Linked DNA regions of Homo sapiens: regions 2 and 3 are each linked to region 1. Evidence: chromatin contacts called from ENCODE Hi-C or POLR2A ChIA-PET data. All regions are on one chromosome and are shown on one strand. Each heading gives the region's core, a stretch centred on a gene start or an enhancer-like site at or near the end of the contact. The rest is flanking DNA. Distances are from core to core; before and after follow the strand shown. Region 1 holds the start of SNRNP48 (small nuclear ribonucleoprotein U11/U12 subunit 48). Region 2 overlaps LOC105374898 (a long non-coding RNA gene). Region 3 overlaps LY86-AS1 (LY86 antisense RNA 1).

The links. A loop is a pair of places that touch in the nucleus more often than their neighbours do. ChIA-PET counts read pairs that join two places held with the same protein, here RNA polymerase II (POLR2A). Pooled maps may share reads with other maps.
Region 2: a loop to region 1 is called in a pooled map, with 4 times the contacts of the local background. The contact joins the enhancer-like site here to the promoter of SNRNP48 in region 1. A Hi-C loop is called at or near these places in 1 of 50 pooled maps. POLR2A ChIA-PET finds 5 or more read pairs at or near these places in 2 of 52 experiments (B cell and activated T-cell).
Region 3: a pooled map shows a loop between it and region 1 (2.9-fold over the local background). The contact joins the enhancer-like site here to the promoter of SNRNP48 in region 1. A Hi-C loop is called at or near these places in 1 of 37 single-sample maps with no recorded cell type and 2 of 50 pooled maps. POLR2A ChIA-PET finds 5 or more read pairs at or near these places in 1 of 52 experiments (MCF 10A).

What each region holds. Positions count from the first base shown.
Region 1 is chr6:7,588,925-7,591,462 of GRCh38, reverse strand. SNRNP48 (small nuclear ribonucleoprotein U11/U12 subunit 48) reads right to left here and starts at 1,265. Exons shown (of 9, transcript NM_152551.4): 1 at 1,050-1,265. The coding sequence starts at 1,205. RefSeq lists enhancers at 1,041-1,190, 769-1,508.
Region 2 is chr6:5,995,110-5,997,647 of GRCh38, reverse strand. It overlaps LOC105374898 (a long non-coding RNA gene), which reads right to left. Exons shown (of 2, transcript XR_926413.4): 1 at 1,883-2,538. Among named protein-coding and RNA genes, the nearest start is that of NRN1, 11 kb to the left of the region's middle. Within about 2 kb of position 1,275, at least 17 of the 41 ENCODE cell types and tissues checked have a DNase peak (open chromatin) inside an H3K27ac peak, as active enhancers do.
Region 3 is chr6:6,555,849-6,558,386 of GRCh38, reverse strand. All of the region lies in intron 3 of LY86-AS1 (LY86 antisense RNA 1), which reads left to right. Among named protein-coding and RNA genes, the nearest start is that of LY86, 32 kb to the left of the region's middle. Within about 2 kb of position 1,260, at least 3 of the 41 ENCODE cell types and tissues checked have a DNase peak (open chromatin) inside an H3K27ac peak, as active enhancers do.

The DNA of each region.
Region 1 (2,538 bases), core at 16-2,515:
GTAACTTAAACCCAGGAGAAATTATCACAGCATGGTAAACCCAGAAGTAATAGTAAAGATAATGAATTACCCCACATTGGAGCACTTCCCTTCCTCTCATTCCACCGAAAATACCCCACAAAAAAACAAAAATCACGAATGTTCACTCTAAATACACTTGCCTACATTTTTAAAAAAGCAATTCTAATGTCCACAGGAGTTGCCAGTTACCACCTCTTGGTGACAACCTTTAATAATCCTAGAATTGGTGCTGTCCCAGTCAGAAGTGTCCAATTTTAAGGCACAGAAAGGCGAACTGGCAAACTCCCAGCTCTCCTGACACCGAATCTGGTGCAACTGCGGAATCCGTATGACAGATGACAATGCAAACCGCCAATCCCTCTGCAGCGCTCTGAGACACGTTCACTTATTTTCTAAATAAATACCAAATCTGCCATTCCCTCCTCACTCAACACACCTTCCTGGATTTTGTTTGTTTGTTTTTTGAGACAGGGTCTTGCTCTGTCGCCCAGGCTGGAATGCAGTGGAGCGATCTCGGCTCACTGCAGCCTCGACCTCCTGGGCTCAAGCTATCCTTCCACCCCAGCCTCCCAAATAGCTGGGGCCACAGGCTCACACCACCACACCCGGCTAATTTTTGTACTTTTGGTAGAGAAGAGGTTTCACCATGTTGCCCAGGCTAGTCTGGAACTCCTGGGCTCAAGGGATCCTCCCGCCTTGGCCTCTCAAAGTGCTAGGATTACAGGCGTGCGCCACCGCGCCCGGCCCCCGGTTTTCTTTAAACTCGAAGTTGCGCGGGAGGAGCGCCGCACTGGAGGTCGATGTGGAGCCTTCGGGAGTTCCTCGCGCGCCCCAGCCCGGAACCCAGGGACGTCAGGGTTGCTCCAGGGCCCCCGGCGCCCCTCGGGTCCCAGGCGCCCATCGCGGCTCTGCACACGGACGAGGACTCCTCGCCCTTCCCTCCGCGGCTGCCAGTGCGGATCTCCCTTCTTCCAGAGAAGACCCCGGGCCGATAGTCCCCGAAAGGGCCCCGCGGCCGCGCTCCTCACCTCCGCCGCCTCCTCTTCCCCGGGATCCAGACTATCTAGGTCCCAGCCCAGGGACGCGGTCACCTCCTCCAACGTCCGGCAGCCGCTCTCCACGAACTCGTTCAGCTCCTCCTGCAGCCGCCGCCGCTCCTCCACAGGTGGAGGCTCGCCCTCCATAGCTGCAGCCCACCCGCCAAGAGGAAGCGGCCGAACTGCAGACCGCACGCGCAGGCCTCTGGGAGCTGTGGGCGGGGCCACAGTCGCCACGTGACTTGAACAGCCTATAGGGAAGAGTCCCGGGAAGGGCGGGACTGTTATTTTGAGAGGCGTTTTCCAATCTTTTCTCAGCTCTTGCGTGCATTTGCTCTGGCCTTTCCAGAAAGATATTCGCCCTCCTCGACTTCCTCAGAAAAAACGGCTTATAGCTACAGAAAAGTTTTAAAAATAGTACAATGAGCTTTCGTTTAGCCGTCCTTCAGCTCATTGTTAACATTTTGCCAGGTTTGATTTCTCTCCGTCTCTTCTCTCCACATTCACAGCCCCACCCAATGATTTTTGCTGAATTCTTTGAAAGTAAGTTGCAGATTTTTCACCCCCAAATATGTTAGCATGCATGTTCTAAGAATAAGAACATTTTCCTGTGTAACCGCAATACATGATCAAACCTAAGAAAATTAGTAAGTCCATAAAATCATTTATTATACAGTTCATATTCAAATTTCCCCATTGTCCCCAAAATTATTTCTATAGCAGTTTTATTTTTTCAACTCATAAGCTATAATTAGTTATTGTCTCTTTTAATCCAGATCAGCCTCCTTCACCCTCCTTTTTAAATTATTAAATCATTACATGTTGTGATGAGCCTAGGCCAGTTGTCTTGTAGAATCTCTCTCATTCTGGATTTGTCAGATTTTGTTTCCCTCATGATTAGATTCAGTTTGAGCACTTTTGCAATACTACCTAAGAGATGTTGCCAACTCACGGGGACGCATAACTCAGTTATATTAGTAATGCTAAATTTGATCACTTGGTAAAGGTGGTGGCTACATCTCTTCATTCTAATAGTACATTTTCCTCTTAGGAATTGGTAAGCAATCTGTGGATTATACCTTGAGTCCATAAGAATAACCTGTTCCCCAACTCCTTGATACAGTCCTTCACTGAATCTGTTGTTACATTAGGAGTTATAAGTGATTCCGCAATAGTATCATGCCTTTTATGTTTATTAACTGGCATTCTTTCCACACCTCCATTTTAGTGTTTGCTTCACTATGGGAATCAAGGTGTTTTTAAAGTTATTGATTTAAGGTTTTTTTTTAATTCAATATAATATACTCCTTTAACATCATAATTCTTGTTGATGCTCAAATTGTCCCAAATGTGGCCAGTGGAAGCCACATTAAGCCATCTGTGTCTTTCATGTATCCCTATTAGTCCTTGAATGCTTTCTTGCTTTGATAACACAAGCTTAACTTTGTACATTTCCTACCCAACACCTGGAATTAGCCCT
Region 2 (2,538 bases), core at 26-2,525, 1.6 Mb after region 1:
CTCGGCCTAACCACGATTCGCCTCTTCCTGTGCGGTGGCCAGAGGCAGCTTGCGAAGGAACCGCCATTAAGGGCTCCAGCAGAGGGGCCGAGAGGCTGTGTTCCCTGGCAGGGATCAGGTGAATCCTTTCATAATTAATAAGACAGCTCAGCTGAAATGGCGAGGAGACGGGCCCTATTGATCTGGCAGTGGGGCTGATTCCACCTCTCCTATTTATAGGCCCCGCATGGCCTTAAAGAGAAGTAAACATTCCGGAGTAAATGGGCAGAGGCGACCCGGGTCCGGGGACTGCAGGCCTGGAGTAGGCGGGGGAGAAAGAACTGCATGCAGGTCTCTGGGTTCAGAGAAATCGAAATCTGATTTCTTGGAGAAGGTGGCTGTGGGAGGAAGCTGCGGGGGCCCCGGGGGGGGGGGACGGGGGAAGGGAGGAGGATGGAGAGAGACCAAGGGGGCTGCAGCAGGTTCCCGCACGAAGCCCGCCGCCCGCTGCGGGGAGGGTGGGCCCGGGCTCTGAAATGCAATGTGTAAACAATTGCTAGTGTAACAGTTCATAAATCAAACCCAGTGAGTCGCAGCCCAATCTGCATTCCCCCCACGGATTGAATTCCAGCAACACATGCGTCCCTGCGCCCGGAGCGCTGGAAGCTGCACGGATTCTTAATGGCAGCATATATTACGGCCGCGCGTTCACGCACGCGCCGCTCGGGGCCACTCCGGGGAATCGTTTCGCCCGCTAACTCCCACCCAGTCCCCTCCTCCCGACGGAGGTCTCAGTCAAAACCCGGGTTCTCAGTCAAAACCAAAGCAGATCCGCGCTACCTGCGCGGGGTGGTCACCCACCAGCAAACGCTCGGGGTTTTGGAAAATAGTTGCATTTTGTTGGTTTCGTTTCAATGGTTATTTTCGGTCTGCGTATAAATAGGATGATTCTAACTGGAGTTCAACCCCTGGAATTCAAATTAGAATGTCTGTGCCTATCTTAAATACGAATCTATTTAACAAGGAGGAGAACCAGGATAAAGAGGGAGGGTCTTCTCCATTTTTGCCATCGTAGCACGCCGCCTCCTATCAGTATCTTTTCCTCTACATATTGGGGGCAAACAAGTGCTCACAACTAAGCCCATTGCTTGTCAAAATAAAAGGCAGGCGCCCTTCTGCTCCGACTGTGGAGAGAAGGGAAACCCCCCCACGACCCACAGAGGACGCCCCTCCCCTAGCAGCGCGGGCTTCCTACTCGGAAATCAATGTCCTGGAAGATCTAGGAAGAGGCAGGCTAAGGGCGGGGCAGAAGGGGCGAGGGGGCGGGGACTGGGAGCGCGGGCTGGTCTGCTCTCCTAACAGGGTTCTTCTCTAGGAACCCCTGGCTCCTACTGCTGTTCCAACTGCTTCCCAGACGGGGCCGCCCTAGAGGAAGGGCGCCCTCTCCCCTCTCTCAGCCCCTCCACGCGCTTCCAAGCCCCCACGCCACGGAGTCCCAGATCGCCCTGGGAATCTCCAAACCTTATCGTCCTGTCTGGGGCTCCCTTGTCTGTCCCAAGCCGAGGACCACGCTCACGTGAGCACGGAGATATCCCTGGGAACGCAGGGCCGCGAGTCTTGGAAACGCAGGCTTCCGCAACTGGAGCGTTAGAGAACGTTTCTTCTTGTGGTGATTGTTTAGATTATTATCGCGCCGTCTTCGGCTATAATTTGCCGTTTAATCATGATGACATCTCCATATGTTGGTTGATGTTACCGGTTTTAAGCAGCAAAGCTGCTAGCCTCGTTGGCAGTTCAGGGAGATGACATTAACCAGGGCGAGCATGCCCCACTGATGAGATGGTGGGAGTATTGGGAGTGGGACGGAGTGGGCTTCAGGCACAGAGGACATCGTCATACCTACCTCCTCCCCACGTCGGAGTAGCCTCTCCGTATCTTCCCACAGCCCGTGGCTCTTCAAGTGGCCCACTCAGGCTGGCTTCGAGCCTTTGAGGAGCTGTTGGGATTAGAGAAGGACCTCCTTTATCACATCCTCTGTCCTAGTAAGTTCAAGACAAGGTAGTTCACTTGAGTACCGTGTCTGACAATCCTTATTATGAACATGTCAGGCCAGTTCCAGAGCCCTGCCTGGGCCCGAGGAACTCCAGGGCCCGTGGGAAAGGAAATCGGACGGAGGGAGGAAACTGGCACGAGAAAAAGGACTCGAGCGTGGAAAATGGGGGACACGGGGAGAAACGAGGGGGAAAAAGATCCGGAAGTAGGGTTAGAAGGGAAGAAAGGTGGGCGATCACCTGAAACACAAAAGGAGATGATGGAGAAGCTTGGAGACGCAGATAGAGCTCTGGGCAAGAGCTAAGGGACAAAGATGACCTTGGGACTTATTTTCATTCAGAACCCCCAGAGAAGAAAAGGCGCACAAGAACCTTGACACAAATTCTCCTTCTGCGGACGCAGAGATCTTTCCACTGTAATCAGTACCCCCAGAGGGCCAGGGCCGCCGGGAACCTGGCGTCTTGGTGCTGGACGGACCGAGGCAGGAGCGCCAGCCCCGAGCCTTCT
Region 3 (2,538 bases), core at 11-2,510, 1.0 Mb after region 1:
TAGTTAGAAAATGTGCACAGACATGAAGAGATATTTCACAGAGAAAATACACTTAGAAAGTAAGGATACGGACATGTTCAACGTCATTCGCCATCAGTGCTAAAAACATCACCCAAATGTTCAATAGCAGTTTTGCTTAACCGTCAAATCTTGAATCAGCCCAGATAGACTTTGACAGGTGAATGGTTAAATGCGCTGAAGTGCATGCAAGCACAAAGGAATGAATTATCGATGCATGAATCAACTTGTACGAACTTGGATGACTCTGCAGGGAGTTATGGGGAGTAAAAAGGTAATCCTGAAAAGTAACAGCCTATATTATGCCATTTTTATAATAGTTTTGAAATGATGAAATTTTAGAAGTGGAGGAGAAATTGGTGTGTGCCAGAGGCTTGGGTTAGGGTGAAGACGTGGGAGGGAGGGGTTGTGGTTATGAAAGGGCAGCTTCGGGGATCCTTGTGGAGGTGGAAGTGTTCAGTATCCTGACTGGTGCCAGATGCGTGAATCCACAGATGATAAAAATGTATGGAACTATACATACCCCCCACACACACGAGTAACAGTAAAACTAGGGAAATCTAAATCTGATTAGTAGATTGTATCTTGGTTGTCATAGTTTTGAAAAATGTTACTTTGGAGGAAGCTGCATAAAGCGCATATGAGACTCTTGGTTATTGACTAATAATCCATAAAGCAAGTAAGTATTGATTAGTAACAATCTCTATTGATTTCTTTCTTATGGTTATTGACTAATAATCCGTAAAGCAAGTAAGTATTGATTAGTAACACTCTCTATTGATTTCTTTGTTATAAACGTATGTGGATCTACAATTATCTCAATAAAATTTTTAATTAAAAAGCAAGAACACCCAGCCTTTCCTACTGAAATGTTGTATTTGGGTAACTCTAACAAGATTCCTGCTTCTGCAAGGACAGACGATGCCCTAAACCCTGCGTTTGGGGGTAGAGGATCTTTCCAGTGCCTTCCATGAGGGGTTTAGCCACAGGGTGCCCCTGTGGCCGTGCCGCCGATCCCAGTCGGGCACTCCTGGCCAAAGTTAAATTTCTTTTCTTTCCAGAAGTTAATGAACGAAAAACAGTTTCTCCTCGCTTGACATCTGTGACATCGTTATTGTATTCCAAATCTTTATGGAAGAAAGTAAGCAGTTTGATAAGTTGTGTGGAATATACCAGAAAACATGAGGGACTGAGCCCCCTGGCTCAGGCAGATGTTAGTAGGGGGCCCTCTAGTGGCTCCCTGGCTGGTCTGCAGCTTCCCACAAGGCTCCTGGAATTAGAGCCACCTGTGGGAGAGCCAGATAAGGAGAAATTGAGAGACCTTTTCATGGCAGCTCCCACTTGAGCCCACATGTAGAGGTAGTAGGCTGGAGCAACCAGGGTGATTCAAAGGGCAGGTTTCTTTGGCTTAGTTCGTCCACAGCACCTGGGATCTGTGTGAACTGCTGCAGCACTGGTCTGACTGGGCACACACAGACCCTGGGGTACTGGGATAATTTTCCACAGTTAGGCAACATGGTAGAAATCAGAATAAATGAAATAGTGCTGTTGCAGATTAGAGCTATCTACTTCACCCAGTTCACTGTGGCAATCCTTCTAACTTTGGAGAAGAACATCTGATGAAATACACTGACGTTCTTGAGCAATATATTTATTGGCCATATGGCAGAGCTTACTGTTGTTGGAAATAATGCATTGCAAAGGACCGAGGAAGGGGCAGATGGGATGGAGGGGGGAAACCTGCTTTAGTACATAGGGCAAATAAAGGATCTGGCCCAGAAAAGAACTCTTATTATTTTCTGTTTCGGACAATCATCCAAATGCCTCTGAAGGCACAATTCTCCCTTTACCTATTTTGGTACATTCTGGGACAGTCATCCCAGGATGCTATTTTGGCCATAGAAAGCCAGATGGACCTGCCAGAGCACAGAGAGGTGGCGATGTTAGAAGGGAGACTATGAGTCACTCAAAGTTTCCTCAGGAACAGTTAGGAGTGCTCACAGAGAGGAACCCCCAGAACTGGTGTTTTCTAACAGCATGGGAGTAGCCGGCTGCGTCCGTGTGTGGGCTGGAGTCTGGAGTTATTCTGCTGAATGAATCATGATTTGTGCACTATAAGTTTGAAGCTCAGACCAAATAGTTCATGAACTTTAATGCAAAAGTATTGTGGAATTACATTTTTCAGGGAAGCACTCAGTGGGAACCATGTTCTACCAAGAGCAAGGATTGTGTGGAAGCTTAAAGAGCATGAGCCTTGGTCTCTGTCACCAGAATCTTACAGTGTTAGTTGCAGGGGGGTCATGTACAAAAAAAGAGTCAACTCTAGATTTAGGGGAGTAGAGAGGCATGTTTTGTAGTGGGAGACAAATTTGTTAAGCTGAGAAGAGAGAAAAGAGCCATTCAGATGGGTAATGTCTTGAGCAAAGGTGCAAAGGCAGTAACAGCATTGGCTACAAGTGACAAGCCCGGCATGGTGGCTTATCCTGATTGGAGGATTATTTTTCTCTCATAAGCCAGCAT